Regions from separate parts of the Homo sapiens genome. Here region 1 is linked to region 2. Evidence: read pairs that join two places in POLR2A ChIA-PET (ENCODE). Cell type or tissue: PC-3. All regions are shown on one strand.

Region 1 (5,000 bases), 52 kb before region 2:
TTCAATTCTAATTAATGATCTGAATGGTGAGAAATAGATCTTTAGTTTCTCATTATTGCCAGGTGGAACATTTCATTCAATTTCCAATTTTGGCATGCAATCTGCAATCATATTTTCCATCTAATCAGTGTGTATGTGTGTATGTGTGTACGTTTGTGTGTGTAAATATGTAGTGCATGTGTATATATATAGTGTGTATATATATATATAAATGTAGTGTGTGTATTTATATATACTGTGTGTATACATAAATTTATATATATACTGTGTGTATATATATATACACACTATATATACACATATATAATACATATACATTTATATATATACACTATATGCATATACACCAATATTATATATTATAGTTTATGGTTAGTATATATACTGTTTTAGTCAACTGAGGCAGCCATAACAAAATACCATAAATTGGGTGGCTTAAACGACAGAAAATTCTGTTCTTTTTTTTTTTTTTTTTTTTTTTTTTGAGATGGAGTCTTGCTCTGTTGCCCAGGCTGGAGTGCAGTGACGTAATCTCGGGTCACTACAAGCTCCACCTCCTGGGTTTGCACCATTCTCCTGCCTCAGCCTCCCGAGTAGCTGGGACTACAGGTGCCCACCACCATGCCTGGCTAATTTTTTGTATTTTCAGTAGAGGTGGGGTTTCACTGCATTAGCCAGGATGGTCTCGATCTCTGACCTCCTGATCCACCTGCCTCAGCCTCCCAAAGTGCTGGGATTACAGGCGTGAGGCACTGTGCCCGGCCACAACAGAAAGTTATTTTCTTATTGTTCTGGTAGCTGACAATCCAAGTTTAAGACCAGGGTGTCTGCATGGTCAGGTTCAGGGTCTCTTCTGGTCTTAATAGGCAGCTGCCTTTTTGCCATGTCCTTATCTGGAGAGAGAGAGAGAAAGCAAGCTCTCTGGTATCTCTGGAAACAAATAACTATATGAAAAATATAATACACTGTGAGAACACAATGGTAGAAATAAGATCACAGTATTGAGGAAGCAGGCTAAGGGACACTTAACTATATTTGAACATGATTAACACAGTTTTAAGTTGTAGATTGAAGGAAATGTAGAGTTTAGTCAATCCAAAAAGATATAGATGGATATTCCACACCAAATATTCAGCCTATGCAGAAATATAAATAAGGGGTGTGGGAGTCTACATTAAATTCCAGAATATTTTAGTAGTTTAGTCTATCCAAAGAAAAATTGAAAGTTGGATGATGATAATAATTGAGGATAATGAAAAATGAATATTTCAGGTAATGGAGAACTTGATCATGTTCTAGGATGACTTTAGTGTTTTTTACTTTCTTAGAATGAATTAATAATTTTAAGCTAGAACAGCAGCTAAGGTACTGAGGAATAAGGTAGGTGAGGGATACATCTGCAAGCACTTAACCCACTGAACCAAGCAGTTTCATCCTCTCATACAAAGCTGCGTTTAGAAGAATCTACACAAAATTAAATTATGTAATATAATTACCAGAAAATCTTCCATAGCATGTATGTAAATCATCGAGATGTAAACCATATGTAAAACAAATAAGAATTCTTGTTTAATCTGTTTTAAAAGGTTATTCTCACCCACATGTACATTATTATCTATTATTTTCCTTTTTTTTCTGACACAGTAACCTGTGCTTCCAATCCTTTGGATTGGATTCCAATTCTTTGCTATGGAATACAGTAGTCCCCTCCTTATCCACAGTATCATTTTTCACAGTTTGTTGCCCGAGGTCAACCGTGGTCAGAAAATATTAAGTGGAAAATTCCAGAAATAAACAATTCGTAAGTTTTAAATTGTATGGCATTCTGAGTATCATGATGAAATCTTGTGCTGTCCTGTGTCACTCTGCCCTGGAGCTGAATCATTCCTTTGTCCATTGTATCCAGGCTGCCCATCAGTCACTTAGTAACTGTCTGGGTTATCAGGAAAAAAAAAAAAACATAGTAAATATAGGCTTTGGTGTCATCTGAAGTTCCAGGCTTCTAGTGGAGGTCTTGGAGTATATCCCCCATAAATAAAGGGGGACTCCTATGCACAGTTTTCTGTTTTGGAAGAACTTCTCTGAACATGTTAATTTTGGAGTTCTCAAGAACAGGACGGATATAAACTCACTTTGTTTCTCACTAAATTATCTAGATCAGGTGTTCTCAAAAAATATACTTAGTCTTCTAAGTGGATCCAAAAAAACGCTCACAGTTTTAACTTAAAATTCCCATCTGTGTTCTTCAAAGCCCCTTGCGGCAAGTCTAATTATCTTTGGAAACTCCAAGAGAAGAAAGTGATATATTGCTTAAACTTCCTCTTTAAATAAACTTAAGTGGTGTACTGTTTCTCTAGGTTTTCATTTAGAGCTCATTTCCTTGTCAATAGAAATATGCCTCTAGACTTCTCTTTTAGCTAAAATATTGTGGCATTGAGGCCAAGGTCATAAATTGAAACAGGGCATTGCTCATTTAACTTTCTTTATTAAGTATCTTTGCTTAATGCCATGTTTTAAAAATGCGAATGTGTTGTTCAACGTATAATTTACCATTTCATACCGTCTCTGCATAGAACTATTAACTACAAATAGATTCTCTTAATAAAGTTGTTGTTAACTTAGAGAGCAAAAGTTAGCCAATTATATGGTACTAAAATTAACAACAGTCACATGGGTACATGTGGGAGAATTTTGATCTTCCAGAATTCTAACAATTACAAAATTGCCCTTGATTATCCCAGTTCATTTGTTATTCTGAGTTATAAAGAGAATTTGGTAATCTTGTTGCATCCTACTGTGTATTAATAATATACACAACTGTACACACATAACTCCCAGAGATGCTAAGAATCAGTATCTTGATCATAATGCATTTAGTAGTACTTGAGTACTTAAAAGGATTAATTTTTTATCAAATAACCAGAAAATTTGAAAAATAAATGTTATGCCAAATATGAACAAGGACACTACTTTTTGGATAAATGCAAATAATTGAATATAAATGTTTATATAGGTCTAAATTTGAACCAAAATTTTAACTGAACTATAAAGAAACTTAAGGCTAATGATTATCATCTTCAATTATCTCTTCATTCTTTTTGAAGACCATTGAGGAAATACATAGCAGTATCTGGATGCCTCCTAAATCCTTTTTCTCACGGGCATATAGCTGGATTACATTTCCTCTCCTTATTAACTAGGGATGAATTCTGAATTCTGCCGTTTGACTGATTTCTGGCCAAAAAAATATGGAACTAAGTGGTCTGCATCATTTCCTGAGCAGGCTTAGTCCTATTAGCTACTGTTGTTTCAACTAATATAAGTTGTTCAACATTTTATTAGTTTCCAACAACTAATCGCATAATTAATTAATCATATTTAAAAGTCATTCTCATTCATATTGCAAAATATGAATATATGGAAATATGAAAATATTCATGGTAGAATATTTTTATTTCTGTATGGTATTTTCTTTTAATATGTTCAATTGCTAGCTTTGGCAATATGCCTATGCCATTTCAGGCTGCTTTAGAGGCCAACACACTTTCCTTTCTTAATGAAAAAAAGTGAAGCACAGAATGGTTTCTGCCAACCTCATATGCCTCATTCTTCTCTAATTTTTTCAAATTCATTTTACTGCCTCAACTGGATGCACATTATTCCCAGAGATGCTAAATGACATTATTAATTTTTGATTATTAGGATGGTCTTTCGTGTTGGGATTGCTCCTAGTGAAAAAACTTCTACTTCTTGTGATCAAATTTGGGGGAAATATAAAAATGATAGCTCAAGATTTATGTTCTTTGTAGGGTGTAGGGGAAGGTAATGTGTTACAAATGGAAAGCAGTAATCTAGCACTGTAAGCTGAGGTACACATGGCTTTTACATCTCAGGAATGTCTTCGTTCCAATACTTGTGTTTGAATTCCATAGGAAAAATTAGCATTTAACAAATGATTAGGTATAAAAGAGAGATTTTAAAGATAAAGTATTTATTTATCGTAGAATGTTTAACTGAATTATTGACCCATACGTCCCCGTTCTGTCACTGACTCCGTTGACTTATTTCTATTAGACAGTCATTAAATCATTAAATCTCAGGGTAATCAGACTGAGTTAGGGTAGTTTAGGTCACTGTAATAGGAAACCACCAAATATCAATGGTTTAAAGTTCAGGGACCTGGGACAACTCAGGGGTCACCATCTTCAACACTCTATTTCAAAATAACTCATTATTACCATTTTAGTCAGCAGAAAGGGGAAACCAGACAGAAGTCCACATCTAGAGATTTCCTTAACCAAGTGAGGTGAGAATTGCACATTTCAGTTCAGCTCACATTACGTTGTGAGAATCCAGGTACGGGTCTACATTTAGCTCTAACTAGGGGAGAGGAATGCTGTTCCTTGCTAGGCAACTGTGTCCTAGTTCAACCTCAGTTGTTGAGGAAAAAGGGGAAATGGTGTAGGTGAAGACCTAGCACATTAAACATGTGATTGTAAACAATTTACAGATTCATAGATTTTAATTGCCACAGTGATTTTAAAATGACTGATTAGTTAGAATGCACCATGGGGTACATGAGCTAATGATAGAATAGAAACATTTTTACATTTAAATATGCGTTAGTGAAGTAAATTGTTCTTAAAATATCAAGAGAATGAATATTTATTTTCTTAATTCAAAGCAAATCTCAGATTAACATTTCTGGTTGTTTTAAAAATCTGTATTTTTAGTGATTTCAGTTTAATGAGTATTAACATTACATATTCCAAGCCAAACCTTTCTGGACTTCAAGCTAAAGGTTGAATATTTTATACAATGAATTACTTTCTCCAGTTTTCTGAGAAGTTGCAGTGTCTTGGTCACAGAAGTAAAATATAAAGAAAATAAAAATGAAAGCATAATGGCAAAGTGTAAATTTGAGTTATGAGCTGAAAACTAGCATTGTGAAGACCTTGATCAAAAATGGTTCAGAGTTCGCATTTACTATTTGGCATACG
Region 2 (5,000 bases):
TACAATCCTTAGTGGGGAAGCACGTGAGCCAAGGAAATTGATGATGTCATGTACATTGTATACACATGAATAAAAAAGTCAAAAAGAACGCTGTTCTAGTGATTTAACTATAGGTGTATACTTATTTGCTTTTCCTTTTCTTACTGGCCAACATTTATTTTACATTCTTTAAGTAGACACACTACAATTTCTTATAATTGTCCCAGTGACTTCTCAAGTGGATAATCTGGTGACTTCTCCTTCCCGAGACAAGGAGCAAGCACATGACCCAAACTAGGACAGTCAGGTAATGTGTCCCCAGGGTATGATTCTTAAGCCTAGTGGGTTGTTTTTTGGTTTGTTTCTTTAAAAAAAAAAAAAGAGGAATAAGGGGTGGGGTAAAATAACATAAAAGAAGAGAGTTTGCTGTTATTTCATCTGCAAGAAAATCAAACATCTGCTGCTTTAAAGGCTCTACAACTTCCTGATTATTTTGTGGTACCAAAAGCCTTCTTTGGACTTACTTCACTTTGATTTAGTGAGCTCCCTCATATCCTTCTAAGAGTTAACTTTTTGTTTCAGTTAATCATAATCTCATGATTATAATCAAAGAAAGCTAACAAATTAATTGAATATCAACTTTTTTGTTCAACAAAAATTAAGAAATTTTGTTACAATAATATCTGAGCGGAAAAATTACCTACAAACTGAGGCATTATAGTACTGATAGATGTAGGAGATACAATTTCCATCTTTAAGAATATTGAAATCTAATAAGAATAAAATCATGCTTATAACTAAATGCAATGTAAACCAAGCTCTGGAAAGGTTATTTATAGAAAGAAACATTTTTAGTGCACTATAGCATTTCAAAGGAGGGATACATAACAACTGCCTAAAGTTATCAGGGAGAAGCAAAAAAAAAGGAAGACTAGTCTATTTTACATTATGGAAAATAAAAGTTAACAATTTTTTTTATTCTAACATCTAAGTCACAAACTTAATGAAAACACCTTTTTCACAACTTTATATTTATTTTTAGTTGACTATTACAAACTATCCTACATAATTAGCTATATAGCTAACATCATAAATTTCAAAATTCATGATACAGTATTGTTATAAATCGCATTATAACTGTTTCTCTTTTGTGAAAAGAACTAAATGATCGTGGCTTTTTAAAATAAATAAATGTATAAGTTCTTTTAAGTCTAAACAATGTTCTTGAGATTTTGTTTGTGTGCTGGTTGTGAAGTATTCTGGAATTTTGTATTGTATAGTCATTAGTTTTCATATAAATAAATATCATTTAATTAAAATATTATAATTAAGTATAATCATCTCTCCCCATTATGTTCAGGTTATATAATCATATTTTGGGTTATCCATAGGCCTTTTCCCACAAACCACTTAATATCTGATACAGGCCACTGAATCAAAGGAGCTTTCATAGGAACAATTTGGTATTTGAATCTTAAACTTATATGCACAAAGTATACATATAAGTATGGATATGAATATACACATGGTATTTTTAAGAATTGTCGGCCAGGCATGGTGGCTCATGCCTGTAATCCCAGAACTTTGGGAGGCCGAGGTGGGTGAATCACCTGAGGTCAGGAGTTCGAGACAAGCCTCACCAATATGGAGAAATCCCGTCTCTACTAAAAAAACACAAAAAATTAGCCAGCCATGGTGGCGCATGCCTGTAGTCACAGCCATTAGGGACGCTGAGGCAGGAGAATGGCATGAACTCGGGAGGTGGAGCTTACAGTGAGCCGAGATCGTGCCACTGCACTCCAGCCTGGGCGACAGAGGGAGACTCCATCTCAAAAAACAAGAAAAAGAAAAAAATGTACATATGAATGGTGGTTGGTTTAACATTTGATTTAATGTATCCTATTTGTATTTTGTGATGTCTTTGTTATATCAGAATGCAGGACACATTAGAAAGACACGACAGGGGAGCAGATGACGTTTAGTCACTCAGGTGAGACAACAACAGACTTAAGTATATGGGCAGCTGTGGAGTTGAGAGAAAAATGACACAAGATATATTTATTAGGTGATGATTTACCTGCTTATGAGGCTGACATGTAGGATTTGGTTACCATCCAGATATGAAGTTAGGGTTGGGAGGTAAGGGAACAGGTCATGACAAAGTTCTTGTTCTTTGCAAATTGTATAACATTTTAAATGACTCATCCCATTTAAAGAAGAAAATATACGTCATCAGTATTTTTCCGAGACCTCTGTCACTCTAAGAGTTCTGAAAAGAAATAGCACATTTGAATTGTATATGTTTCTGAATGAAAGTGCAAAGAAGTTATTGGAAAGGTGACATATTCTAAAATTCCTTTTTATTTTTAAATTTAGAGCTGTTCGCATTTTTTATTCTAGAGATAAAAGTGGTCTGCTACTGAACTAAAAATGATTTCATTTTGGGTGAATTCTGATTTGTGGTGGCTGACTAAGGTACAAGTCAGAGCCCTGGCACTGCAGGATAGAGAAGCATAATCTGCTATTAGCCCTATTTCGCTGTTGGTTCTCTAATCTGTTGCGCTAGCATGATTTTCCTCTTGATTCTACCTCTTCCAGGTCACAGATGACAAACAGAGAAAAGCTGAATGAGTAGCAGCAGGATAGGAGCAAAATCTTGAGGTTAACTCACTGTTCTGTCTGACCTTTCCAAGGGCAAGCAAAAAAAAAAAAAAGACTATTTCTAAGTTCTTACTAATACAAGCTATTCATTCATTAATTTATTCAACAAATACAAATGTATACCCATGATGTATCCTGCAAGTAGGCTGGTGTTAATTACTTAAAATTGTACAGGAGGCATTAAACACAGGTAAAACACCAAAATAAGGGCATCCTTGATAAATAGTATGTACGTTAATTGCCGTTTGTTCATAACTGAAATGAATCAGAAAAGTCGACTTATGTAATACATTAGCAATACTTATTTGACTATTTTTTTACAAAATGAATAGCCACTTATTTCCCATTTTATTTGGTTTATAAGTTATTTTTATACATATTAAATTGTTTTTTAAAAGGTCATTATTGGACTAGTGACAAGTACCACATTTCTCATTAAAGGTGTGATGATTTGAGGGAGGTTCTAACATTTGATGATGACATATCATTTATGGTACATTTACTGTTATTTAAATGGTAAAATGCAGCATTTATGAGTCATAATCATATCTTCAGCTCCATTGTTTTCAATGAATGTTAGCCTCTAACATTGACAGTTTCCAAGGCATGATAAAACTTGTTTTCCATTTGTGGAAATAAACACCTCACCCGAACACTGTTACTTTTAGTCTTAAAACATAAAAGTTATTGTACAATTTTAAGCTAAAGAAATGCCATTGCTGATTTTATACTTAAGAATAAATATATATTCATATAATAGTTTATGGCAGTTTCTACTATTTCATAAGGGGTTTATATATTTGTGTCCCTTTGGTATAACTGGTATTGTGTGTGAAGTGTTTGTGAACGTGAACAGTAGAGTTGTTTCATTAAAATTAACAGGGTGCAGTATTTTAGTGCCAAATTAAATCAAGTAAAGTGAACTACCAGGACATTGTAATTAAAAGAAATAACAGCAACTTAACATTTTTATACCAGAAGCATCATTATCAGTGTCCCCTGAATTTGGGGGTGCTAGGCATGGCATCTAGAAATGGCTTTTGATTTATTTTCAATGTTTCCAAAAAAAAGTGCAGCAAATATTTACTTCAGTGCATTTTTTCCCCCATGAATAACCACCAATAAAAAATGCATCGTTTCTTGTCCTCCAGGCAATACAGCTAAAGTATACATTGAGATTCAGGATGAAAATAATCATCCCCCAGTGTTTCAGAAAAAATTCTACATCGGAGGTGTATCTGAAGATGCAAGAATGTTTACTTCTGTACTCAGAGTGAAGGTATGCGGAATTATGTTAATATACAGAACTAAAGTAAAAGCTCAGGTTTTGCAGATAAGCTGTAAGCCTGTAGTTTGCATTAACTGCATACTTATGCTGTATAAACAAAAGCCTGAAACTTGGAGCTATATTAGTTTAGTTATCTAAACTCAATACAGATTATATCAGGTAAACACTAAGCAACTTCTTGAGTTTCATTTTACTATGAAAATGGTAACAAAATACTTACGATGTTTTACATTGAATAAGATGTTGAAATGTATATCTTTTCTTAATGGTTTGTATTCCTCCAGTAGGATAACTCAAAAGATTCTCAAAATGAAATCTCTAATGACAAATATAAAATTACCACTTCTAATAGAAGAAATAGTGGAATAAATTAACCATTTTTTTCTGAAATTGTGAATTTTAAATGCTGATTGAATGAAAGTAAAAAAATAACACTACCAGTTTTAGTACTTTACTAAAAGTTACAAAAACCTTGATGTCTCAGAGAATGTTGGCTTACTTGGAATTTCAAAAATGCAGTATCTAAGACCAAAGTTGTAAGTTTTCAATTTTTTTCTTTATTTATCATCAAATGTTTATTACTAATTACTCTTATAATAGTTTATAATCAAATGTTTATGACTATTTCTAATCAACTGTGTATTACTAATGTTTTATTACTAAGAAAAAATTTTAAAGATTGAATTTTACTGAGGAAAAAGTTTAGATGCTAAACATTTTGGATTCTCAATTGCGGAGTTAATTTTGGACAGCATTTCAATGGTTAACTTGTAAATAGCTGTAAATTGCACATAAAACCTAAACATCTCTGGCAAATCTAGCTTTTGATTGCTTCTAGTTTTGCACATGAGTAATTGCCTTTCTTTTCCTATTACCAGGAGCACCATGATTAGAGCTCTTCTTACGTGTAGTTTTATCACCTATCAAACACTCTCAGTAAGAAAAAAAATTCAACCTAATTGGGTTGGGCTTGCAAAATAGCTCTTCCACTATGCTAAGTACAGACCCCTGACCTGAATCACCAGTTTAACTAAAAGTAGTCCACAAATCTGTCATTCATTACATTTAATTT

The links. Peaks named below come from ENCODE experiments on the same cell type or tissue, not always from the same donor. Only the 100,000 strongest peaks of a DNase experiment are listed, where the experiment ranks them.
Region 1: POLR2A ChIA-PET joins it to region 2 with 9 read pairs; 2 of 35 experiments call an interaction of 5 or more read pairs at or near these places.

What each region holds. Positions count from the first base shown.
Region 1 is chr10:53,954,463-53,959,462 of GRCh38, reverse strand. The region is part of intron 23 of PCDH15 (protocadherin related 15); the gene reads left to right. Among named protein-coding and RNA genes, the nearest start is that of MIR548F1, 650 kb to the left of the region's middle. In PC-3, no CTCF peak of the experiment used is centred here; no DNase peak of the experiment used is centred here.
Region 2 is chr10:53,902,162-53,907,161 of GRCh38, reverse strand. It overlaps PCDH15 (protocadherin related 15), which reads left to right. Exons shown (of 38, transcript NM_001384140.1): 26 at 3,792-3,919. Among named protein-coding and RNA genes, the nearest start is that of MIR548F1, 700 kb to the left of the region's middle. In PC-3, no CTCF peak of the experiment used is centred here; DNase peaks (open chromatin) are centred at 2,101 and 2,491; H3K4me3 peaks cover 815 bases; H3K27ac peaks cover 1,493 bases.